Linked DNA regions of Homo sapiens: regions 2 and 3 are each linked to region 1. Evidence: chromatin loops called from intact Hi-C (ENCODE). Cell type or tissue: Panc1. All regions are shown on one strand.

The links. Peaks named below come from ENCODE experiments on the same cell type or tissue, not always from the same donor. Only the 100,000 strongest peaks of a DNase experiment are listed, where the experiment ranks them.
Region 2: a loop joins it to region 1, with 3 times the contacts of the local background. A loop is called at or near these places in 72 of 110 quality-filtered maps.
Region 3: it touches region 1 in a loop (4-fold over the local background); 29 of 110 quality-filtered maps call a loop at or near these places.

Annotation. Positions count from the first base shown.
Region 1 is chr10:93,284,296-93,292,295 of GRCh38, forward strand. It overlaps the pseudogene RPL17P34. Among named protein-coding and RNA genes, the nearest start is that of MYOF, 190 kb to the right of the region's middle. RefSeq lists enhancers at 4,195-4,968, 4,524-5,723, 5,278-5,778, 5,779-6,279. In Panc1, a CTCF peak has its summit at 4,933 (motif pointing left); a DNase peak (open chromatin) is centred at 4,896; H3K27ac peaks cover 1,073 bases.
Region 2 is chr10:93,112,808-93,120,807 of GRCh38, forward strand. No RefSeq gene overlaps it. Among named protein-coding and RNA genes, the nearest start is that of CYP26A1, 43 kb to the left of the region's middle. RefSeq lists enhancers at 2,834-2,903, 3,005-3,299. In Panc1, a CTCF peak has its summit at 3,171 (motif pointing right); a DNase peak (open chromatin) is centred at 3,174; H3K27me3 peaks cover 714 bases.
Region 3 is chr10:92,889,307-92,897,306 of GRCh38, forward strand. It overlaps EXOC6 (exocyst complex component 6), which reads left to right. Exons shown (of 22, transcript NM_019053.6): 2 at 4,043-4,214; 3 at 5,488-5,535; 4 at 5,624-5,714. Among named protein-coding and RNA genes, the nearest start is that of EXOC6, 45 kb to the left of the region's middle. RefSeq lists enhancers at 3,086-3,585, 4,918-5,553. In Panc1, no CTCF peak of the experiment used is centred here; a DNase peak (open chromatin) is centred at 3,225; H3K4me3 peaks cover 637 bases; H3K27ac peaks cover 6,487 bases.

The sequences.
Region 1 (8,000 bases):
AGCACTCTTTCTGGGCCACCGAAAGAGTGTCCAGCCCCACTGCTTGGCCTGCGCACACCTGCCAACTCCAGCATTGTAACGTCGGAATGGTACGCACTGTTTCTGTAAAGTGACATCTTTAAGATACTTCGTGGCTTTTCGTATATGCATACCCTTGATGGCCTGAGCAGTTTCACAAGTGTTCTTAAAGTGAACACGAAGATTGGAACTCTTGATTTGCATTATTTCATGGGGTTCTCCAGGTCAAGTGAATAGCGAACCATTTTCACAGATTACCTCAGGCTGCTTAGGGAAAGAGCGAAGTTGTGTAAAGTTATTGTGGCATTTGAAGTTAAAAAATGAAGGAGTCAATTCACAGGCACTTAGAGGGGTAGGGGAGGAGAGCTGAGAGAACTCAGGTGGAGGGGAAATGGCTGACTTAGCTCTGTCTATGGGGGAAGTTAAGTGGGCTAAGAACCAGTGGGGTTGGGTAAGGGGGTGATGGATTGGGGACTTCAGGTCTTGATGCTGTCTCTGTAGGGCCTGAAGGTTGTGGGGGAGTCAGGAACTTGGAGCCCATACCTTGAAGGCAAGGTATTTCCACAGGGTTAGTAGGGGAGGGAAAAATGGCTTCCCTCTACCCTTCTAGGCTCTTCGGCCAGGCTACAAATTAAATTGACATAAAACAAATGAACAGGAGAAAAAGCATTTTGATTACATGCATACACAGAGAGTCACACCAAATATGAGACTCGAACAAGGGCCAGAAGATGGAAGCTTATATACAGCATCCTGAGCTAAAGACAGGAATAGGGGCCCAGAGCTTCTTGGGGGTGGCAGAGACAGGCAATGGGAGGGTGAGGGGAGGAGATATGTGGTGAATGGAGGTTGTCTTGTTACGCAGATGAAAGTCGGGCAATAAACGTTTTCTGGAGCAGCCCTCTTCCTGATACAAATATTTTTTACTAATGTCCATTTTCTTTATGGATGTAAATTTCTTTTATAAAATGACAGCTTTTCAGAGCTACTGCTGTGCCTGCAGTTTCTCAGAATAAGCAGCTCAAAATATGCCAAAGAAGTATATTTTGGGGTGGCATATTCTGGTCTCCTACAGTCATATTTTGGGGTGGTGTGTCCCAAGGCCCAATAGGTGTGAGTGGTGTCTGGGCTGGGGGTGTTGGGGGTGCCTCCAGTGGAGTTAAGACTGAAAGTTACAGCATCTTAGAAGGCCAAAGGTCAAGGCATTGGGGGTATCCCCATAAGTGATGACAGGCAAGAGTGTGTCAGGTACCAAAGTCTTCCAGGAACAATGGCAAGGAGGGCAGAGGAGGGTGGTGATGAGGATGAGGGGAGAACTTCGTAAGTGATTGTGAAGACTTCCGATTTGAAGAGGTGGGACAGTGGTGATGGTTTAGTGACTTGGAGGAGAAAGAGGAAGCCTCAACCTTTTCTTTTTAGAGGCAGTAAGAAATACTGAGGCTTTGAGTATCAGTGTTATAGACTGAATGTGTCCCCCCAAATTATTATTATTATTTTGAGATGGAGTTTTGCTCTTGTTGCCCAGGCTGGAGTGCAATGGTGTGATCTCAGCTCACTGCAACCTCCGCCTCCCAGGTTCAAGCAATTCTCCTGCCTCAGCCTCCCCAGTATCTGGGATTACAGGCACCTGCCATTGTGCCTGGCTAATTTTTTGTATTTTTAGTACAGATGGGGTTTCACCATGTTGGCCAGCCTGGTCTCAAACTCCTGACCTCAGGTGATCCGCCCGCCTTGGCCTCCCGAAGTGCTGGAATTACAGGCATGAGCCACCGTGCCTGGCCTGTCCCTGCCCCTGCCCCCAACCCCCCCATTCATAAGTTGAAATCCTAACCCCCAGTGTGACAGTATTGGGAAGTGGAGCCTTTGGGAGGTGATTAGGCATGAGGGTGCAGCCCTCATGGATGAAAGGAGTGCCCTTATACGAGGGACCACAGAGAGCCCACAGCAGCTTTAAGCTAGAAGAGCTCTCAGGTCATCCAGTCTAATAGAGGGGAAAAAGGAGGCCCCAAAATGCCACAGATGAGGGAAGATGAGGGAGTTCCAGTGGGGTCATGCTGTTTAGGGCTCTGCTGGAAGCTACACGAGAGAGGGAGTGCAGTGGGGAAATGGTCAAAAGTTGTGTCCAGAGTGGACGGGCTATAGTCAAATCCTGGTTCTCTTATTAGCACAGGGCCTAAAACTCAATAGATGTGAGTTATTGTTATAATTATTATTACTTCAACAGAGGACTAGAAATAGGTTAAGGAGGGCTCTGGAAATGACTGGGAGTGATCCCAGAATCTGCAAGGTCCACAGCCAGGCCTCACATTGGGTAGGTAGGGGTGTGTGTGTGTGTGTGTGTGTTCGTGTGTGCACATGTGTTGGAGGAGTGGGCCTTGTCTCTTTCCAGGTGCACACAGGGGGCGTAAAGCTTGTCTTCTAAGTATGGGTGACATTCTAATGAGCCAAATGAACATGCTATTGGCAAGTGAGTGTTCCTTGTTCATTTGCTTTTGATCTGAGTCCCAGGCACTGGCCTCCCTCTTTAGTGAAAGGGATGCGCAAATTCTGTTTCATCTCCAGTTTCCAAGCTTGGCAGAAGCCCTCTGCCTGGAAATTGCCTTACTCTGCAGTTGACAGTGCTTACTTACCTCTGCATGCTCAGGGTCTGATAGAGACTGGGTGCTCTCAGGCTGGGCGCAGTGGCTCATGCCTGTAATCCCAGCACTTTGGGAGGCTGAGGCGGGCGGATCACTTGAGGTCAGGCGTTTGAGACCAGCCTGACCAACATGGTGAAACTCTGTCGCTACTAAAAATATGAAAATTAGCCAAGCGTGGTGGCAGGTGCCTGTAATCCCAGCTACTCGGGAGGCTGAGGCAGGAGAATCGCTTGAACCCAGGAGGTGGAGGTTACAATGAGCCAAGATCGTGCCCTGGCACTCCAGCCTGGATGACAGAGCAAGACTGTCTCAAAAAAAAAAAAAAAAAAAAAAAAAAAAGTGGGTGCTCTCTAGTTGTTCAGTCAGTGAATGAATATGCCTTCATGTCTTCCGGTGAGGAGATGGCTCTCTCACCACCTCTACCTTGGGTTGGCTGTATGGGGTTAAGTAAGGAGGAATTTGACAAATGGGGGTTTAAATCCGACATTTATCATTTACTACCTGTGACTTTCTCCAAATCATTTAACTTCACAGAGCCTCAAATTGCTCATCTATAAAACGCCAATAATTATTTCACCTTAGGATTCAGTGATAAGTGGCTGTAACGTTCTCAGCATCATGTCTGCCTGGCATGGCACTCTTGGTAATGATGAGTATATCTTATTGTCATCATAGAGCTGGGTATGACAGCAGGTGCAGATACGCCTTCTCTTTATTTATTTAAAGCTGAGTGCCTCTCTTGTCCCACATTCTAGAAAGTGCTAGGGATAGAAGACATTCTCCCTGCTTCCCACTTCGTATCCACTTGATTTGGTGCTTCAGTGAAAGAAAAGCCAAGCAAACCTTTCCTTGATTCCAACCCTGAGGTGCCTTCAGCCTCAGGTTTGTTTCCCCCGCAGAGCAGCCAGGTAACTGCAAACAGCCCTGGTGTTTTGGGGTGCTCATCACAAGCAGGAGAAATCCTCTGCCTGGAAATTACTTTAATTTGCAGTTGACAAAAAGGTAAATTGCTGGCATTTTTTGCTTGGAGCCTGGAATGTAACCTTGCATGGCTGCCCCAGACATTCCAGGTGGCAGCTTCCATTAGCCAGCCCAGATTTCTAGCTTAAAGGAGGGGGAGAAAAAGAACTTCAGTAATTTTGCAAGGGCAAACCCCTCAATCATTATTTAATTCTGCCAATTTCTTTCCTTCTTTCTTTTCTTTTCCTTTCTTTTTCTTTCTTTCCTTCTTTCCTTCTTCCTTTCTTTCCTTTCTTTCTTTCTCTTTCTTTCTTTCTCTCTCTCTTTCTTTTTTTTTCTCTCTCTCTTTCTTTCTTCTTCCTTTTTTTTTTTTTTTTTTTTGAGGCAATCTTGATCTGTTGCCCAGACTGGAGTGCAGTGGTGCGATCTCAGCTCACTGCAAACTCTGCCTCCCGGGTTCAAGCGATTCTCCTGCCTCAGCCTCCTGAGTAGCTGGGATTACAGGTGTGCGCCACCACGCCCAGCTAATTTTTGTATTTTTAGTAGAGACGGGGTTTCACCATGTTGGTCAGGCTGGTCTCGAACTCCTGACCTCGTGATCTGCCTGCCTTGGCCTCCCAAAGTGCTGGGATTACAGGCGTGCACCACCATGCCTGGCTAATTTTTGTATTTTTAGTAGATACGTGGTTTCACCAGGTTGGTCAGGCTGGTCTTGAACTCCTGACCTCGTGATCTGCCTGCCTCGGCCTCCCAAAGTGTTGGGATTACAGGCGTGAGACACCGCGCCTGGCCAATTCTACCAATTTCTATTCCTTCAAGTTCCCTGCCACTCCTGTCCGTATGTACAGCAGAGCCAATATGGACATCCCGTCACAAGGTCTGTTTTCCTTTGCTTAACCTTCAATCCTGTATTATGACAGTCTGCAGGCTTGTAATTTTTCGTTGCATGAGAGACTCCTTCCTGTGATCTACCACTGTTTGATTTGCGACTCGCTATGGGTCATGAGAGCAGGCCCTTCTGTTTTATTCCTTTGCAGGATAACTGGGATGCGGTAGGCTTTTAGTACATAATTGTTGAAGGAATGAAGGGGCGAATGAATGCGTGAGTTCCAGCGTTTCCCAAGGCCAGAGCGTTTTTGTCTGTCTAGTCATAGATTTCCATAGCATTCCAGAAGGAAGGGCATCGTTTAGATGCGGTGCTGGTCGCCTTCCACTTAAAATATGTCCCAGAGATGCCTGTCTGGGGTGGGGTTCCATGGAATGCAGACTGAATGGAATGCCTTTTAGGCCCGGTGAGAACCTGAGGCCACTGCTGCCATCTTGTGGACAGTATTTGAAACACAGGAGACGTGATGGCCGTTTCTCCCAAAGAAACCTTGGCTGATTCTATTACATGATGAAATATTCTCCTTAGCAGTGCATTAGGCCATGTTACCAGACCCATCCTTAACCTATTTGTATTCCTCTGTTGAAATAATAATAATATAATAACAACAACAACAATAACTCCCATTTGCTGAGTTTTAGGCACTGTGCTAGTAAGAGAACCAGGATTTGACCTCATCCCATCCACTCTGGACCCAACTTTTGGCCATTTCCCCACACTCTTTCGTTTTTTGAGTTCTTTCTCTTCTTTCCCTTCCAACTCTCTACTGTGATTATGTATCAGTCCCTGTAGTCACATCTTGTCTCAATGATTTGCTTATGTGTTTGCCTTTCCAACAAGACAGTGACCACCTTGATGACTGGTCAGAGCTGTTGAGTACAGGGATTTCATTGACCTCTGTGCACCAACTATGCACCAGGCCCTGTGCTAGATTAGGAGTGTGTGAACACACGTCAAACTGGACTGTAGGCCTTCCCAGTGTACGTGTGCAGGGTGTGTATAAAGCCATGGGAGAGACGTGGAGTGTGTTTCTGGAATATATTATAATTGAAGATGGACAAAGGCAGTGGTGGAGAGATTGGTAATTTAATTAGTTATTTACAACCTCGTTTTTATATAAACCGGCCTCCCCAGCACTGCTCAGGTGAACCTTAACCATTATTATTATTTTTTTGAGACAGAGTTTCGCTCTTGTTACCCAAGCTGGACTGCAATGGCGCAATCTCAGCTCACTACAATCTCCACATCCCGGGTTCAAGCGATTCTCCTGCCTCAGCCTCCTGAGATCACAGGCGTGCACCACCATGCCTCGCTAAGTTTTGTATTTTTTAGTGGGAATGGGGTTTCACCATGTTAACCAGGCTGGTCTGGAACTCCTGACCTCAGATGATCTGCTCGCCTCGGCCTCCCAAAGTGCTGGGATTATAGGCGTGAGCCACCGCGCCCAGCCAACCATTATTGAATTTATATGTACAGACATTTCTTTGCTACTTACCCTGGAGCACTTGACACAGAGTTGCTTGAATGTGAAGCAATTTATTTGCAGCTGGGGATGTAAAGGGTGGAGGAGAAATAGCCTCTCTCTTTGAGACTCTCTGGAATGGAAGGGAACACAAAGTGAATATCACATATGCCATATAGCCTCTATTTTAAGTTGGACTGCCCCCAACGTATCCTCTGTGTTGGATGAAGAAAACACAGGCAGTTTTCATTTGAGGCAGTACTAGACAGAATCAAAGCTGATTAAAGTAAAAAGATTGTGAAATGGAATGCAAGAATTAGAATAAATGTATAAATTAAAGCAAGGCTTTCAGAAAGCTTTAAACCTCCAGGCAAAACCTAAAGGTTTTTAGTCAATTTCCCTTTGTATTGGGCTATTTGGGTAAAAGTTCACCAAGGGTCATATGTCATGCCAGTATATAAAGCAATGTCACACAGAGTGACTGAACTCAGGGTAGCCATCTTTTCTCCTTGATTCAAGACCTGAGTATGGCGCACTCATCACTGGTCAGGCACAAGGCCAGATGCTTCAGGGACAGGGAAAGAAGAGGACAGAGTCTCTGTTCCTGTTGGGGGCTGGCAGGTTTCCCAGCTTTAAGTACCAGCATCACCGGTACCACCTGTACTGTACCAGTAACAACACCTATAAGGGCTAAAGACAAAATGGAGAGACAAGAGATACAGAGAGGAAAGCAGCAGAGGGAGGAGAGGGTGGGAGAGGAAGAGCAGAGTGAGGGGATGGATTCTAGAGGAGGTGACAGAGATGACTCAGACACCTTAGAGGAGGCCTGGACTCAGCTCAAACAGAAGTGTCCTCTTCGGGCCCTTCTAAAATGCCTGGCAGCAACCAATGTCCCATGACTGTCCCCAGCAGCCCGCGAAGTTACTGCCCTTTGTGACTGCAAGGAGGTCTGATTGCTGGACCTGCATGGTGTGTGTCCCCAGCACTGGCATGTTTGTTCTGAGGTCAGGAGTACTGCAGAGAAAGCAGTCTCACTAGTATTCATATTTTTCCATCATCATGCTGTCTGAATGTGCCAGCCTTCTGGACAGAGAAGCTTGGCTTGTGACCGGGTCGGGAGTGAGAAAAGGGCATGAATGATGGCCCCCTCAAGTGAGGGAAAGCTTCTGAAACAAGCATGCCTGCAGGAGCCTGAGCGAGTATGTGCATGTGGCACTGGCATGGACCCACTTCTGCGCAGAGGTGGCGTGGCTTCCACCCAGGTGTGACCTCTGGATGCCACCCCCACCTGCATGCTGGGCTCACAGAGATGTCCCCCGGCAGCAGCAAAGGGCCTGGAGGCCCGTCCTCCCTGAGAGCAGAGCTTTGATCTTTTCACCATCAGGATCATTATCAAACGTCTCAGGGAAAGGAAAAATATTTGGGAAAGAATTTAAAAGCTGTACTCTTTGAAATAGGTATGAATGCCAGCCATCTCAGCATAGTTCTTCAAAGGACTGCTTTTGTAGTATTCTCTGACTTTTATTAAAAGCTGTTATGGGAAACATTTCTGCCCTCTACAAATATACAAATAAGAACAACAAGGGTGGGCACGGTGGCTCACTCCTGTAATCCCAGAACTTTGGGAGGCCAAGGCAGGTGGATCACCTGAGGTCAGGAGTTCAAGACCAGCATGGTCAACATGGTGAAACCCCGTCTCTACTTAAAATACAAAAATTAGCTGGGCAGGGTGACGGGTGCCTGTAATCCCAGCCACTTGGGAGGCTGAAGCATGAGAATTGCTTGAGCCTGGGAGGGGGAGGTTGCAGTGAGCTGAGATCACACCATTGCGCTCCAGCCTGAGCGACAGAGTAAGACTCTGTCTCAAAAAAAAAAAAAAAATAAGAAGAACAGTGAATATTAATGGGAGCTTCACAAATGTAGGACCTGCGCTAAGATCCTGATGAGCCATTTCTGTCACTTTTGGTATAATAACTTTTTTTCTGAAGGCCTGTATGTTTTTACAATGAACCCTAAAATCTGAGACAGGTCTCAG
Region 2 (8,000 bases), 170 kb before region 1:
TCCCTGACACTTCAAACTTCTGCCTTCCTAATTTACAAATGAAATCACCTTACAACAGCATAATTCTATTTGCACCCCCCTTATCAGAGGGCTTTTATTATATAGAAAAAAAAACTTGATTAAGACATGTTCCCTTTCCTCGATGAGCCTGGAGTAGAGGGGAAGACAGATGTATAAAAGAAAGAATTGTACTGTGGAAAGGTAAAGGTAAACCCCAAAAAAGGGGCAGAAGTAGACTCAAGTGGGGAATTATCAAATCTCATCAAAGAGGTGCAGAATCCAGGAGGGCTTCACAGAGGAGGTCCTGGAGATGGAGTTGTAAAAATAAGTATGGCTTACTGGAGCAAAAGGAGAAATGGTGCCATAGGCAGAAGGAACTAGAAAGCATCAATAGTTCAGTGTGTCTGCAGCAGGCAATAGGCAGTGTGAGAAGAGTAAATAGACGAGGCTGAAGTTCAGGGCATTATTGCTGGATCCTGGAAAGCCATGAGTGTCATGTCAAGTTCTAACTTCAGTGCATGGGTAATAGGGAGTCGCTTAATAGGGAGCTTTCATACATTCAGATTTGTTTTAGGCAGTGATGGCTGGATTGAAGGGGCCAAGACAGGAGGGCAGAGAAAGGAATTTGTAGGAGAATTTGGTGTCCCTGTGAGAAACAAGGGCTGCTCTAATGCGCCTGGACAGAAGGGCTACAGATGCAGGCATGATTAAAGAGCAGAACCATAGGAACTTAGAATCAACTGATGTAAGAAATGAGCATGAAGGAGGTGCCTGGGATGACTAGAGGTGGAAGTAATCTTCACTAGGATGGAGATGGCAGATGATGGTCACTGTCAGGAGAGGGAGGAAGATGAAGACTTCAAGATGGAATGTACTGAGTGTGGGGGTATCTGTGGAATCTGTTGAAAATGCTCAAAAGAGAGCTGCAAATACAATCTGGTGTTCAGGGCAGAGGAGAATGGAATTGGAGTCATCAATGGATGGTGTGGAGAGGTGCATGGCAATTATGATTATGGATGACACTGACCATAATGAAACTTGTAGATTTGGAATAACAGGCAAGAGGAAGGCTTGGAAAGGGACTGAGGGGAAACCATCCAAGAAGATGGTGGCTTGCCAAGATGCCATGCTCCAAGGGAGCATTCCTTGTTTTATCCACTTCTAGAATCGTCCATCAGTCTTTCTGCTTCACCTAAGAGGACATTTCATGTTAATTGAGTATGTGGGTTTTTTTTTTTTTTACCCATTATTAATGTACCAGTATCTGCTTCTCAAAGCCCAAAGGTGGGGTCACATGACCAACCCAATGGATCACCAATGGATCACACTCCCTGCCACCATGCAAGGGAAAGAAGGATGAGGCACACATTTCTCACTTTCTATCCCCACTGAATCTTGTCTTCGTGCAGAGCCTCAATGAAGGTGAAAGAAACCACCATTTATTGAGGACCTACTATGTGCTAGGCACTGTACAGATCATTTATTGACATTATTTGCCCTTCCAACCTCAACAGAGAAGTGTGAGAACGCAATTAGCTAGTAGGGGAAAAAAAACAACTCAAAAGGTCAGAATTATGCAATGTATTTATGGACTGAAATTTTTGCTATATTAACCTATTTTTCCTTTCTAGTATTTCCCTCCTCCTCTTTCTCCCATTGAAACAGAGAGTTGCCCTGTGCTCCTGAGCTCAAGGTAGATGTGAGACAGAATTTCCTGGTGTTTTGTTTCCAAAAGTATAAAAACATTAATAATACCATTTGAAAATGGAAGGTGAGGAGGGAAGGATTTTATTCACACTTAAAAAAAGGATTTTATTCACACTCAGGATGAGGAGGAGCGGCTAGGGATGAGTGAGGAGAGCAGAGAGCTCTCTTTTGTCATCAGAGCTGCAAGGGAAGTGCTTTCCAGTGCGTGTCCAGGGAGGGAACAACGACAGCCGGGCAGAGGGTCTGTGTTCAAAGGTGGCACAGAAAGGGAATGAGAGAAGCATTGCACAGATGCTTTGCAGACAAGAGCAAGCATCATCTTGGGGCTGATCTGTGTGAAGCCCTGGCTGAAAATGGAAGGACGCTTTTCCATTACCAAATGTACCCTCTACCTCTTCTCACCTCCCAACCTTGATGCAGGCCCTGGGAAGAGAAGGGGATCTGCGGTGCACTAGTGATCTGGGTCTCCAAAAACCAAAACTCAACATTGCTGATTGGTAGCGCAGCTCCCACCGTGGCAGATTTCAGGATACCAACGTGAGCTCTCTGCAGAACTGGGAAGGGAGCATGCAATCTGCTCCTGTGAACCATACGAGCCAGCTCTGCCACACCACTGAAATCCTCCTGAAACCCCCGCGGAAAAGACTAGAATTATTATTTCTTATCAGCAAAATAGAAATGAAGTTGAAATTAAAAAAAAAAACATACACAAATCTATGTTTCTTGTCCACCTAATTTAGGGACAGGGGTGGTATGTTTCTTAATTATAAACATAAGGAAAGTGGCTGACCTGACACTTGAACCCATGGCTGTCTGAATCTAAAGCCTTGCCAGCTTTCTGACTGACTCTTCTCTGGGCTGAATTCCTGGGGAGTGCTTGGTTCATGCTACTGTCTGGGTCTGTTCCCATTCCTCACTCTTGCCCTTCCAGGGTCTTAGGAGAAGAATATCTTTGGCTGTGAGAGGGTGGTGGCCAGGGGCATGCCTCTTTTTCAACCATCCTTCTTGCTCTAGTCCACATTTCCTAGGAAATCACTGGGTAAAGGGTTTATGTTTTACTTTTGGATTCTGGACATGACCTAATTGTGGACATTAGGTAAGTGAGAGCTGGATAGGGAGGTGAAGGGGAAGGAATCTGTTGATCATCATCTTGGCTCTGTGGCTCAGCTGTCAATGCCCTTAGAAGTCAGGAAGTGGCGCTCACCTCTCCCGCTCACTGTGGTGGGTAATTTAGTCACCAGAGAAAGGGCTAATATGTGGCATTCATGCCACCACTTCTCTTTTCTGGGCTTATGGCTGACATCACCAAGTTATCACAACATGAAGAGGCCCCATAAGCCTCAATGCTGCACTCCAGGAAGCTACAACCAAACCCAAAGAAGGTGGCTGGGCCAGGTGGTCAGCCCAAGCATGCTTCTCAGCTCCAAACTCACCCTTCCATACCCGCTTTGTGATATTGGGGCTGTGACTCTGCCCACCAGGGGGAGCTAGAGGAAAGCAACCAGGCAGGAGGAGGAGGAGGAGGGGGAGGAGGGGGAGGAGGAGGGGGAGGGGGAGGGGGAGGAAGAGGAGGGGGAGGAGGAGGAGGGGGAGGAGGAGGAAGAGGAGGAGCGGCATCCCTCCTTCCTATCTGCTTGTGGTTTCTGTGCACATCACCCAGGCAATGCTTGTCCTTCCAGACAACAGCAGTTTCTTCTTGTGGTAAAAGCTGAGCCAGTTTGTAGTTTTTCAAAAATTTGTGACACCACCCTCCTTGTGCCCCTCAAAGACAGTGGCACCAGCCTGCCAGCCTCTTCCTCAGAGGTCTGAATTTTGCCTTTTCCAACCTTCCATGTTTCAATACTTCCCTTTGGGCTCTGGCTGTGTGGGTGGAGCTGCTTTCCATAGTTGCCATCTCCATGATACCCTAGAGTTCCATTTATGCCGTTTTGGATACCTAGCTAACAATTCCTCATGTTCAAGGCTGACTATTAAAATCGCTGGTGTGATTTCTGTCCCCTGACTGGACCCTGACTACCATTGTGCAAACGAGGGAAAACCCATTTGCCATCCCTGGACCAGGCCATTATGGTGGTGTTCGTGACAGAAGCTTCTGCTACATAAAAGCCAAGACTCTTGTAGGGCCTGAAGACAGCACAAATCTAGCTCTACAAGCACAGTGAGGCAAGAGATGCACAAAGGTCCCTGAACAATGTAACCCTCTTGGTTCCACTCCTCTAGGAAAATTCTGTTTCGTATCACTCAGGATGGGGTGTCCAGGTAGCAGCCTGCCCCCAGAGTGCACCAATTATATCCCAAGCTTTAGGGCTGGGATGGAGGGAACCTGAGAAATCGGCCTCCTTACCATCGAAGATGAACCAAGGCCCAAAAAGAGGAAGGGCTTGACTCAGGTAACACAGCAAGTGAGTGTCAGGGTGGGATCAGACCCCAGGTCTCCCGAACCTCTGGGTCTTCCTGGGTCATGGACTGTTTCTCAACTCTTCCAACTTATGAAACATGCTAGGGATGGCTGTTGTTGTGCCAAATGGTTTCTCTACTACATCCAATAAAATAAAGACATTTCTTTTCCAGAAATGCTTAAAAATAGTTAAAACAATTCTTCTGTTGTTGTTTGTTTTGTTTTGTTTTCTGAGATGGGGGGGTCTGTCTGTGTTGCCCAGGCTGATCTCAAACTCCTGGGCTCAAGCCATCCTCCCGCCTTGGCCTCCTAAGGTGTTGAGATTACAGGCATGTGCCATCGTATCCTGCAACACAGTTGTTCTTTATGTTTCAAAATACCTAATCACTAAGTGTAAAGGACTTCCAATTCTAAATTTAAAATATGAAATAAATATACCAATGTCATATAAAAGAGCACTCATATACCTAGGTGTAACTACCGGTAAGATTGTGAATCAGTTTCTTAACCTCTGTTTCCTGCAAAATGGCAGTTATAATATTTCCCTTTCCAGGTAAATATTGGGGTAAAGTGTTTTCTTAATAGATGGTAGCAGTTGTTGATGAATGACTAATGTTTGTCTCAAATATAATATATATACTTCTTTTTCTCATTGGTCTTTTTGGCTCTGAAACAAAATCTTTTTTTTTCCCCAGTAGCACTAATCCTTGCATAAAGCCCAAGCTCATTAAATGTTAGAGATTATTAAGTGGTCAGTATCAGCATGTCACGTTTTCCTTTAATTCCCACCCAAACAGTGGGTTGAGGCTATTTCTTTGTGGGAATTGAGGACTCTTCTCCCATCACCTCTTTCTAACCCTGGAAGAAGTCTCTTCTGTAACTGAGCAAGGCCTGATGACCCATTGATGGGGTCACCGAGTATGGGGCCTTCTGGGCTTGGCCTCCAGGAGAAAGGACCCCCTAAGGCCGTCACCCAGCCCCACTGATTCACACCCAGTGATTTACCGAGCACTGGGGCCGCTGACACCTTTTATGCCTCTTCTTCTAGACCAAAGAGACAAAGCTAGGGAAGACGTGGCGGGGAACCCATCCCTGGGTCACCTCTGCAGAACTCTCCCATCATTGATGGTGTCCCTTTGCCCTGGAAAACAAAACCTAGGCCCCTTGACTTTGGGTTACCAGCACTTTGGCACCACCTTTGAAGCAATCATCTGAATTTACGACACAGGCATGAAAGCCTGTTTAAGGCTCTGCCGTCTTCCCCGGCCGCTGAACTTCATGTGGTCCAGAGTAAATCACCGTAATAGCCATTGGGCCAGCATTGTTGCGGGATGTTTTATACCCGCGCTGTCAGTTATTTGGGGTGGTTAAACTGAATTGCTGAGTCTCAAGTTACAGTTGTTGCTTTCTCTTGCCTTGTGCATAATTATGGAGAGACATAACAGCCAAAGGTAGGTTCAACAACTAGATTCATAAAGGAGAGAGGGGGAGAAAAGCAACCTGCTTTCTAACCCATGAAGGGATTTCTTTTCTCCCTTACTCCTGGGACAATGAAGCCACTTTCTCCTGGGAGGAGGGGTGGTACCGATTGCCAAGTGGTCACTAGACTCACTGCCCTGATGAATGTACTGCGTGTCCTGGAGCCCTCAGGTAGCCACGAACTGAGCCTTCCTGGCTCTGGGTCCTTGGTGGGCAGAGGTGGGCCAGTTGATGCTGCAGTCAGGAAAAAAAGGGCTTTACCCGGCTGGGCGCGGTGGCTCATACCTGTAATCCCAACACTTTGGGAGGCCAAGGTGGGTGGATCACCTGAGGTCAGGAGTTCGAGACCAGCCTGGCCAATATGGTGAAACCCCATCTCTACTAAAAATGCAAAAAAAAATTAGCCAGGTGTGGTGGCGGGCACCTGTAATCCCAGCTACTCGGGAGGCTGAGGCAGGAGAATCACTTGAACCCAGGAAGCGGAGGTTGCAGTGAGCCGAGATCACACCATTGCACTCCAGCCTGGGGGACAAGAGCGAGACTTCATCTCAAAAGAATAAAAAAAAAAAGATAAAAAGGCTTTACCCTCTTCTCCACCCACATCTGTACCTGGCATGTGTTTCCATCATGGGTGCCTTGTATGGTGTGTGGATAGCTGTTTGCACTTCTGCATCCATGGAAGGCCTATAAAGGCACATACTTCACTGAGCCCTTCCTTGAGGCAGTCCTGGAGCCCAGGTGCTGGAATAGTAAGTCCCCAGGACACGTTATTTATGGGTGTGTAAGCTTTTCCTCCTGCCCCATCTGTAACTCTTGGGTCAGGAAGATGCAGTTGATGGCTCACTTTTTTTTTTTGGCTGTGGGTGGGGAGGTCTCTGCTTGTTCACCTCCTGCTGGGGTGGAGAAGGGCGGGTCAGAAGAGGAGGCAGATGTGCAAATGCAGCCTCTTCCCAGCCTGGGTGGCCCCATCCCCTCTGCATGCTCCCCGAAGCCCTGACCTGGTACCTCTTCCTTCTTAAGGATTTCTGCCCTTCATGTATTTCTGGCTTAGTAACTACTTTGTTATTACAATTACAATGCAATAAGCACTAATGCATTCTCCTGGTTAAAAGGAGACAAAGGAAGTTGAGTGAAGTCTCCTTCCCTCCTCAGACCCCATGTTTCTGTTCCTCGCCTTCCAGAAGAAGCCATCATTATTGATTTCTGGTTTTGGATGTCCATCTGTGCATTTAATTTTTTTGTTTTGAGATGGGGGTCTTGCTCTGTCACCCAGGCTGGAGTGCAGTGGCACAATCTTGGGCCACTGCAACCTCTGCCTCCCAGGTTCAAACAATTCTTCTGCCTCAGCCTCCTGTGTAGCTGGGACTACAGGCGTGCGCCACCACACCTAGCTAATTTTTGTATTTTTAGTAGAGATGAGGTTTCACCATGTTGGCCAGGCTGGTCTCAAATTCTTGACCTCAAATGATCTACCCACCTTGGTCTCCCAAAATGCTGGGATTACAGGCATGAGGCACTGTGCCAGGCCTGCATTTACTTTTATTTCTATGAAAATATTGGGGATGATGCTGGGCATGGTGGCTCACGCCTATAATCCCAGCACTTTGGGAGGCTGAGGTGGGCAGATCACGAGGTCAGGAGTTCAAGACCAGCCTGGCCAACATAGTGAAACCTCATCTCTACTAAAAATACAAAAATTAGCCGGGTGTGGTGGCATGCACCTATAGTCTGAGCTACTCGGGAGGCTGAAGCAGGAGAATCGCTCAAACCTGGGAGGTGGAGGTTGCAGTGAGCCGAGACCACGCCATTGCACTCCAGACTGGGTGACAGAGTGAGACTCCATCTTGAAAAGAAAAAAAAAAAAAAAAAGAAAATATTGGGGATGAAAGGGGAGGAAGCAGAATTGTAATTTGCCTCTTGTACCTGGCTGTAGAAGGACAAGGGCAAGGCTGGAGAAATCAGTCAGCTCTGTGTCTGAGAGCAGAAAGCTGCTGGCATGAGGGCCTTGAGAGGGTGGGCAGGTCTTTCTGAAGAGAGAGGAGGGGGCAATGTAACCCTGGTAACAGTGCATGATTCTCCCAGAAGCCCTGAGGGGTCTGTGGTTCCAGAGTCGAAAGATTGGATCTACTCTCAAGTCTACTAGGAGACACGTGCAGAGAGTTCAAATTCATGGTGACCTCCAGGTGCAATAATGATGGGGTACAGAGGGAGCGGAGGGAGAGACGAGAGTAACTTAGTTGTGATGGTTGGTGAGGAAAGGCTTCCTGAAAGGTCATGTCTGAGCTGGGGTTTGGAGGATCCATAGGGGTGGACTGGGTTGATGGGAGGGCTGTGAGGGAACCCATGTGTGCAAAGGTTTGGCAGTGGGGAATTGTAGGCAGATTGGCGTCATAGAGCCTGAAGCATGTGTGTGTGT
Region 3 (8,000 bases), 390 kb before region 1:
TTAAAGACTTTTTTTTCTTTAGAGTAGTTTTAGGTTTCTAGCAAGATTGGGAGGAAGTACAGAGATTTCCCATATATTCCCTATCCTACTCATCCAAAGCCTCCCCAGCGTCAATATCCCTCACCACAGTAGTAGATTTTTAAAAACTGATGAACCTACATTGACACATCATTATCATTCAAGGTCTAGTCTAGATTCATTTCTTTGCATGTGTATGTCCGGTTGTTTTAGCACCATTTGTTGAAGACTGTCTTTTCTCTATTGTATTACCTTTGCTCCTTTGTCAAAATTCAGTTACTATGTTTATGTGGGTTTATTTCTGGTCTGTCTATTCTGTTCCATTGATCTGTTTGTTTTACCAATACCATGCAATCTTGATGACTGTAACTTTATAGTAAATCTTGGGTCGTGTTGTCAGTATTCCAATTCTGTTCTTTTTTTTTTTCTTTCTTTCTTTTTCAGAGTGGGGGTTGCGCTCTGTCACCCAGGTTGGAGTGCGGTGGCACAATCATGGCTCATTTCTGTCTCAAACTCCTGGGCTCAAGCAATTTTCCCATCTCAGCCTACTGAGTAGCTGGGACTACAGGCGTGTGCCACCATGCCTGGCTGAATTTTGTCCTTTTTCAATATTGTGTTGGCTATTTTGGGTCTTCTGCCTTTCTATATAAACCCAAGGATCAGTTTATCGATGTCTGCAAAATAACTTGCTGGGATTTTGATTGGGATTGCCTTGAATCTATAGATGAAGTTGGGAAGAACTGATACCTTAATGATATTGTCTTCCTCTTCATAAACATGGAATAGTTCTTTATTTATTTAGTTCCTTGATTTTTTTAAAATCAGAGTTTTGTAGTTTTCCTCCTGTAGATCTTGTGTATTTTTTAGATTTATATCTAAGTATTTCATTTTGGAGGATGCTAATGTAAATAGTATTGTGTGTTTAACTTCAAATTCTACTTGTTCATTGCTGTATGTGCTATTATTATCCTGATTTTATGGTTGTGAAAACTGATACTTAGAGAATTCAGGTGGCTTACCTGAGGTTGAACTGCTAGTAAGTGCCTTTTCTAATTCCATCCATTCATCTATTAATTCATGCATTTATTAATGAATTATTTATTGAGCTTCTGTTATATGATAGACACTATTCTAGGGCTGGGGATGCAATAGGGAACAAAACAGTCAAAAACTATGTCCTCATGCAACTTACATTCCAGTAGGGGAAGACAGATAATACTTAAAAGTGTGAAACAGAGAGTATATTCTACAGTGGAAGGAATGATATAGTGATAAACTCCTTTGTTTTAGAAGATTAAAAAATAAAGCAGGGAAGGGGATAGTGTGTGTGTGTGTGTGTATCTGTCTGTCTGCCTATCTATCTCTGTGTCTGGTCTATCTAGATAGCATAGATGGGAATATGCCTGTGTATTAAGAAAGCCATGAGGAGGCCAGTGTTGCTGGCATGGAATAAGTAAAATGGAGAGTAAGTAACAGGAAGTGAGGTCAGTGAGGTAACAAGAGGCAAAATTATGTAGGGTCTTATGGGCTGTTGTAAGATAAACTGGGTTTTGAGCAGAAGAGAGACATGGGCTTTGCCTTAGGTTTTAATGGGACAATTCCCATTAGCTATCATCTGGCTGCTGTATTGAGAACAGACTGAAAGGGAACAAGGATGGAATCAGGGAGACCAGTTAGGAAGCAGTTGACAAATCTACGCAAGACATGTTGTTGGCTTAGTCCAGGGTGATACCAATGGGGAGGTAGTTTGCTGGAGAAGGAGAATAGTCAAGGGTGAGTCCAAGGTTTTTTGCCTGAGCAACTAGAAAAGTGGGGTTTACTGAGATGAGGAAGACTATGGGAAGGGCAGGTTTTGTGAAAGGAGATCAGGAATTCATTTTCGGACATATTTGAGGTGCTTATCAGACATCTAATTGGAGAGATATATGAGTTTGAGGAGAGGTCAGGGCAGAGATAAAAATTTAGCAGGTGTCAGTGTGCTTATGGAATTTAAAGCTACAAGTCAAGATGACATGGAGATAGAAAAGAGAATATGTCCAAGATCAGAGCCTAGTTCTAACTCAGCTCTTACAGAACCTACATTTTTTAAAAAATTAAAAAAATTAAAATTTATATTTGACGTACATTAGAATGTAGGCATAGATGCCAAGAACCTAAATTCTTTTTTTTCTTTTTTAGACGGAGTTTCACTCTGTCACCCAGGCTGGGGTGCAGTAGTATGATCTTTGCTCACTGCAACCTCTGCCTCCCGGGTTCAAGCGATTCTCCTGCCTCAGCCTCCTGAGTAGCTGAGATTACAGGCACCTGCCACGACACCCAGCTAATTTTTGTATTTTTAGTAGAGACAGTGTTTCACCATGTTGGCCAGGCTAGTCTCAAACTCCTGACCTCAAGTGATCTGTCCGCATCGGCTCCCAAAATGCTGGGATTACAGGTGTGAGCCACTGCACCTGGCTGCCAAGAGTCTAAATTCTTAATAATTGGTATCCTATATTGTTACCTCTTGTATTAGAGAGTGTATTCATTAAAAACCTAAGACAGAGGCTACCCTCAAGAAGTTTATGGTCTATTTGGGGAAACAAAATATATTTTAAATACAAAACATGTAAATTACAATACAAAGTAATATATGATTACGTGTCAGAATAACTGTAAGGGGTTGTAAGTTTACCTGTCCTGCAGATGAAAAGATTACTTGGCATGGGAATGATTGGCAAAGGCCTGCTGGAAGAAATGGGACTTGAAATGAACCTCAAACAATGGGCAACGGATGTGGGGTGAGGTTTGGAAAGTTCCCAAGACCACTCTCAGGTTCAAAAATTTGCTAGAGGGACTTGCAAAATTCAGCAAAGTTGTTACACTCATAGTTACTGTTTGTTACAGCAAAAACAACAACAACAAAAACTTTCAAAAAACTACACAGATTAAAATCAACAGCAGAAAAGGCACATAGGACAGGGACTAGGAGAGTTCCACGAGTGAGCTTTCAGTTGTCCTTTCTCAGTGGAATTGTGGACAGCACTTACTGCTCCCAGCAGTGATGTGTGGTAACACGCATGGAGTATTGTCAATCAGGGAAGCTCATCCAAGCTTTGATATCCAGGAATTTTATTGGAGTTTGGTCATATAGCCATGACTGACTACCCATGTAGACTTGGCTGACTGCCCACATTGCTGACCTCCTGCCCCTCCACAGCTAAAACTGTGTGGCCTCAGGCCTCACCGTGAGTCACACTGTTAGCATCTGCTATTTGGCAGTCAAAGCCTTCCAGGTAAACAAAGAAGACACTTACCAGGCAGGGTATGCCAAAGGCTTTCCTCCCAGGAATCAGTGGCAAGGGTAGTCCTTTACTGCATGGTGAATAGAGGGGTACGCTCTCTGTGGAGACAGCATGAGCTGAGAGACAGTAGGAATGAATATGCCATGTTTAGGAAACATTGTGGTGACTGCAATATGGGCTTGTACCTGAGAATATGAACCCTGGAGCCGGACTATCAGGAGTCATATCCCAGCTATCACTTGTGCTGGTTGTGGAATTTATGGCAGTTCAGTAATCTGTAACTCTTCTGTAAAACAAGGGTAATAACAATACCTACTTTGTAGCCTTGTTGTGGGGATTAAAGAGTTAATATATAAAGCATTTAGAACATGAGCGTTTACTTTACATAGTAAATGCTGTAAAAATCATGAGTTTGTTCATTCATTCTTTAACCATTCATTCACTCAGTAATTCTTTGTTTTTGAATGTTAGTATGTTAAAGACTTGTATTAGGCCCACATCTCCTGAGCCTCATACCTTTATTTCCAGATACCTCATGCTATATCTAGAGCTTGTGTGGTTCTTTTAATATTATCATGTTCAAGAAGAAATAAAATACTTTCACGCAAATTATTTCTGCTAAAGGTAATATTATCACCAGTTTATTTGTTCAGAGATTTAATTTTAAGATATCACCTCTTGCAAAGATCAGGCTTACTAAATAATACATTTTGGTTAATTTTAGCTTTCTTATATACATTCAGGTCTGTGTATGATGACCAACCAAATGCGCACAAGAAGTTTATGGAAAAGTTAGATGCTTGTATCCGTAATCATGACAAGGAAATTGAAAAGATGTGTAATTTTCATCATCAGGGTTTTGTAGATGCTATTACAGAACTCCTTAAAGTAAGGACTGATGCAGAAAAACTGAAGGTAAGAAATATGTTAAAATTATTTGCCTTTGTTCTCATTAAATTACTCAAGTCTTAGTTGATAGTACATATGTACAAGTCATTATTAAGTATGTTACTTTCAAGAAGTGAATTAGTATATGTATTAGGGAATGCTCTTTATGCTCTATTAACACAGTTGTCATGCTAATGACAGGAGTATTCTCTTTTTCTGAAGCAAGTAATGCACTGACTTAACAGGATTTCTTTCCATGCAGGGAAGTGAACTCAAAACATGCATACAATGAAAGGCCCTATTTGCAGTTTTTGAATTTCTAAAATGACAGTTAGTACAATATTTATAAAATGTTATCCTCTAAAATTCCTTTAAAAGCTTATGATAAATAGTTATGTTCTCAGCATTATTTAATAATGTTAAAACTTTTTGAAAAGTTTAACAGCAGTGTGTATTTTTCTTAAAGAAAGTTGGTCTACACTTTCTGCCATACAGCTAAAACATTATTTATTAAAAGAGACCTAGATTTGTTCAGTCAGGATAAAAAATATTTAATTATAAGAATTGTCCTATTTATCTTTCTTTACGTTTAGAGCACTTAGCAGACAAAATGACCCTGGTTCACCAAAGGTTATGATTAGAAAACCATTGTATAAAGGATATTCAGATAACAAGAGACTAACTACAGCATCAATGAGGTCACTGAGCATCTTTGTTCAGAAATTAATGAGATTTTTAATAAACCAGAATGTGCTTCCTTACTATGATGACCTAATGAGTCACTTAATATGTGGGAAAATTTGAGGTTGAGCTTTGCCTGCACCTGCAGCATTAAAATGTTGCTGTGGATTGAAATTTCTGTGTTTGATGTTAATCAACCACCCAGTGTTTGCATTCAGCAAAGTATGAATGTTTAATTACCATAAAATGCAATCACCATTTCCTACAGACAATGAATGGCACATAGACCTCATTGAAGTTATCAAAAGGGGACCAGTGGTCAATTGGGTCAGTGATTTGAATTGTTTGACAGACTTAGAGAAGCAAGTAAAGTTCAAAAATCCTGAGTAAATTTGAGAAGTTTGCCACAGAATCTGTTAAAAAGAACTGTCATAAGTAATTGAAGTTAACAAAAGCCCTTTTCAATCAAAAGTTCAAGTTCAAGCTGTAGAGTTAATTTGAATTTGCATTTCTTTGTTCTAAGTTTCTCATGAAGCATGATCTGATTACAAGGGTGAGCAGTTACATCAGGGCAGTTTTATGCATATTTGTCTAACTAAGGTGAAATTAAATTTTTAAGGTGCAAGTTACTGATACCAACCGAAGGTTTCAAGATGCTGGAAAAGAGGTGAGAAAATGATACTTTTCTGGGTATTCAGTATGTAGTTGTTCTTTAACTGTTTGTTTAAAAATATGAACATTCCTTCTTTTCTAAGGTGATAGTCCACACAGAAGATATCATTCGATGTAGAATTCAGCAGAGAAATATTACAACTGTAGTAGAAAAATTGCAGTTATGCCTTCCTGGTGAGTTAAACTTGTCTATAATAAAACGTTTGGCTTGGTAAAGTTGTAATTTAATAATAGCAAGTAGTGATTCTTTGGTATGGGAATTACAGATTATTTGGTGATTGCCTCACAACAAAGACCATGCTTATCTTTCAGGTTCATTTTATTCCCTGAATATTCATGCTTTTGTCATGTTAGAAAGCTCTTGTTTGATTATATGTCACATCAGTTTCCTAGAACAGCAACTTCTACATTTCCATTTCCTTTTGGCCTCTTTTGCCTTTTGTCCCCCATAACCCTTTTTTGTTTTTCCTCGGAATACTTTCCCATGGGGAGAGTCTTTTGGTTACATTTTCTCACCTTTACCTAATTTGCCTGATTTTTTACCTCTAGTTTTCCATTGTTTTTTGTTTGTCACTTAGCAGGTTGTTTTTGCTTTGCTCACAATCTCATTGTGCTGATAAGGTAAGAAAAACATCAAAAGAGCTGGATCTTCACCATTCTTGCCTTTCCTCCTGTATTTTGGAAACGCTGTTTCTGGTCTCTTTGTTAGGGCTAAATATTACTTGGGCATCAGATAAATTCCGAGGAAATTAACTAGTATTTTCTTTACCTGGATTTAATATACTTTAAGTTGGATGCATTCTGTTCAAACAAAAGGAAGCAGGTATATGACTTTTTTTCTTTTTATTTATTTTAATTTTTAATTTTTTTAGGGATAAAGTCTCACTCTGTTGCCCAAGCTAGAGTGCAGTGGCATGATCATAGCTCACTGCAGCCTTGAACTCCTAGGTTCAAGCAATCCCCTTGTCTTAGTGTAGTGTTGGGATTACAGGCATGAGCCACCACACCCGGCCTTTTTTTTTTTTTTTTTTTAAATATAGTAAGCTGAATCCATCTTTTGTCCCATTTTTAAACTTATTATTTTTTTTTTAGGAAGGAGCCTAAACCTCCATATTCAGCAGAATAGAATGAGATGATGAGATGTTTTATATTATATATATATGTGTATATATGTGTATATATATGTGTGTATATATATGTGTATATATATGTGTATATATATGTGTATATATATGTGTATATATATATGTGTGTATATATATGTGTATATATATGTGTGTGTGTGTGTGTGTATGTATGTGTATATATATATATATATATATATATATATATATATTTTTTTTTTTTTTTTTTTTTTTTTTTTTTTTTTTTGGCGGAGTCTCACTCTATCTCCCAGGCTGGAGTGCAGTGGTATGATCTCTGCTCATTACAACCTCCACCTTCTGGGCTCAAGTCATTCTCCTGCCTCAGCCTCCTGAGTAGCTGGGATTATAGGTGCCACCACCATGCCTGCCTAATTTTTGTATTTACAGTAGAGGTGGGGTTTCACTATTTTGGCCAGGCTGGTTTCAAACTTCTGGCCTCAAATGATCTGCCTGCCTCGGCCTCCCAAAGTGCTAGGATTACAGGTGTGAGCCACTGCACCCGCTATATGCTATTTTTATGATGTAAATTTAGCTTAGACTACAAATTATATTGTTAAAACTGTTAGCAGATTTTATTGGCTAAAAAAATTGTAGTATTATTATTATTATTATTTGAGACAGAGTCTCACTCTGTTGGCCAGGCTGGAGTGCAGTGGCTGAATCTTGGTTCACTGCAACCTCAGCCTCCCAAGTAGCTGGGATTACAAGCATGCGCCACCATGCCCGGCTAATTTCAGTATTTTTGGTAGAGGTGGGGTTTCACCATGTTGGGCAGGCTGGTCTCAAGCTCCTGGCCTCAAGTGATCCATCCACCCCAGCTTCCTAAAGTGCTGGGATTACAGGTGTAAGCCACTGCGCCTGGCCTGTTTTTTGACTTGTGAGAATAGCTTTTCTTTTTTTTTAGAATCAATGAAATTCTACTCAGCTTAATCTCTGATGGACCAGGTATATTTACGTAAAAACTTTGAGTAAATAAAATGTTGGCTTATTATGTTAAGTTTCAGGGTTGAGAAACCTATTTCCTTATAGTCATGTTTAATAATACCTCTTTGCCACCGTCAGGTGCATTGTAATAGCCATGAAGATGTCCTCTAAGTTTGAATGTTTTGTCCCTGTCTGATAATAAACCTTAAAAATTGGGTACTGATGGAATGAGCAAGAGCCAAATTCAGCTTATTCCCCTACTGGGCTATGTAAAATAGAGAAATAAAGGGAAGTAGAGGTCAGCCGTTTGTTACTGCTACTGTCTTCGTTTTTAAGGCTAGGCCGCAACTCTTAGTTCATATAAGTATTGTGTTCCTAATGGCCACCTCCA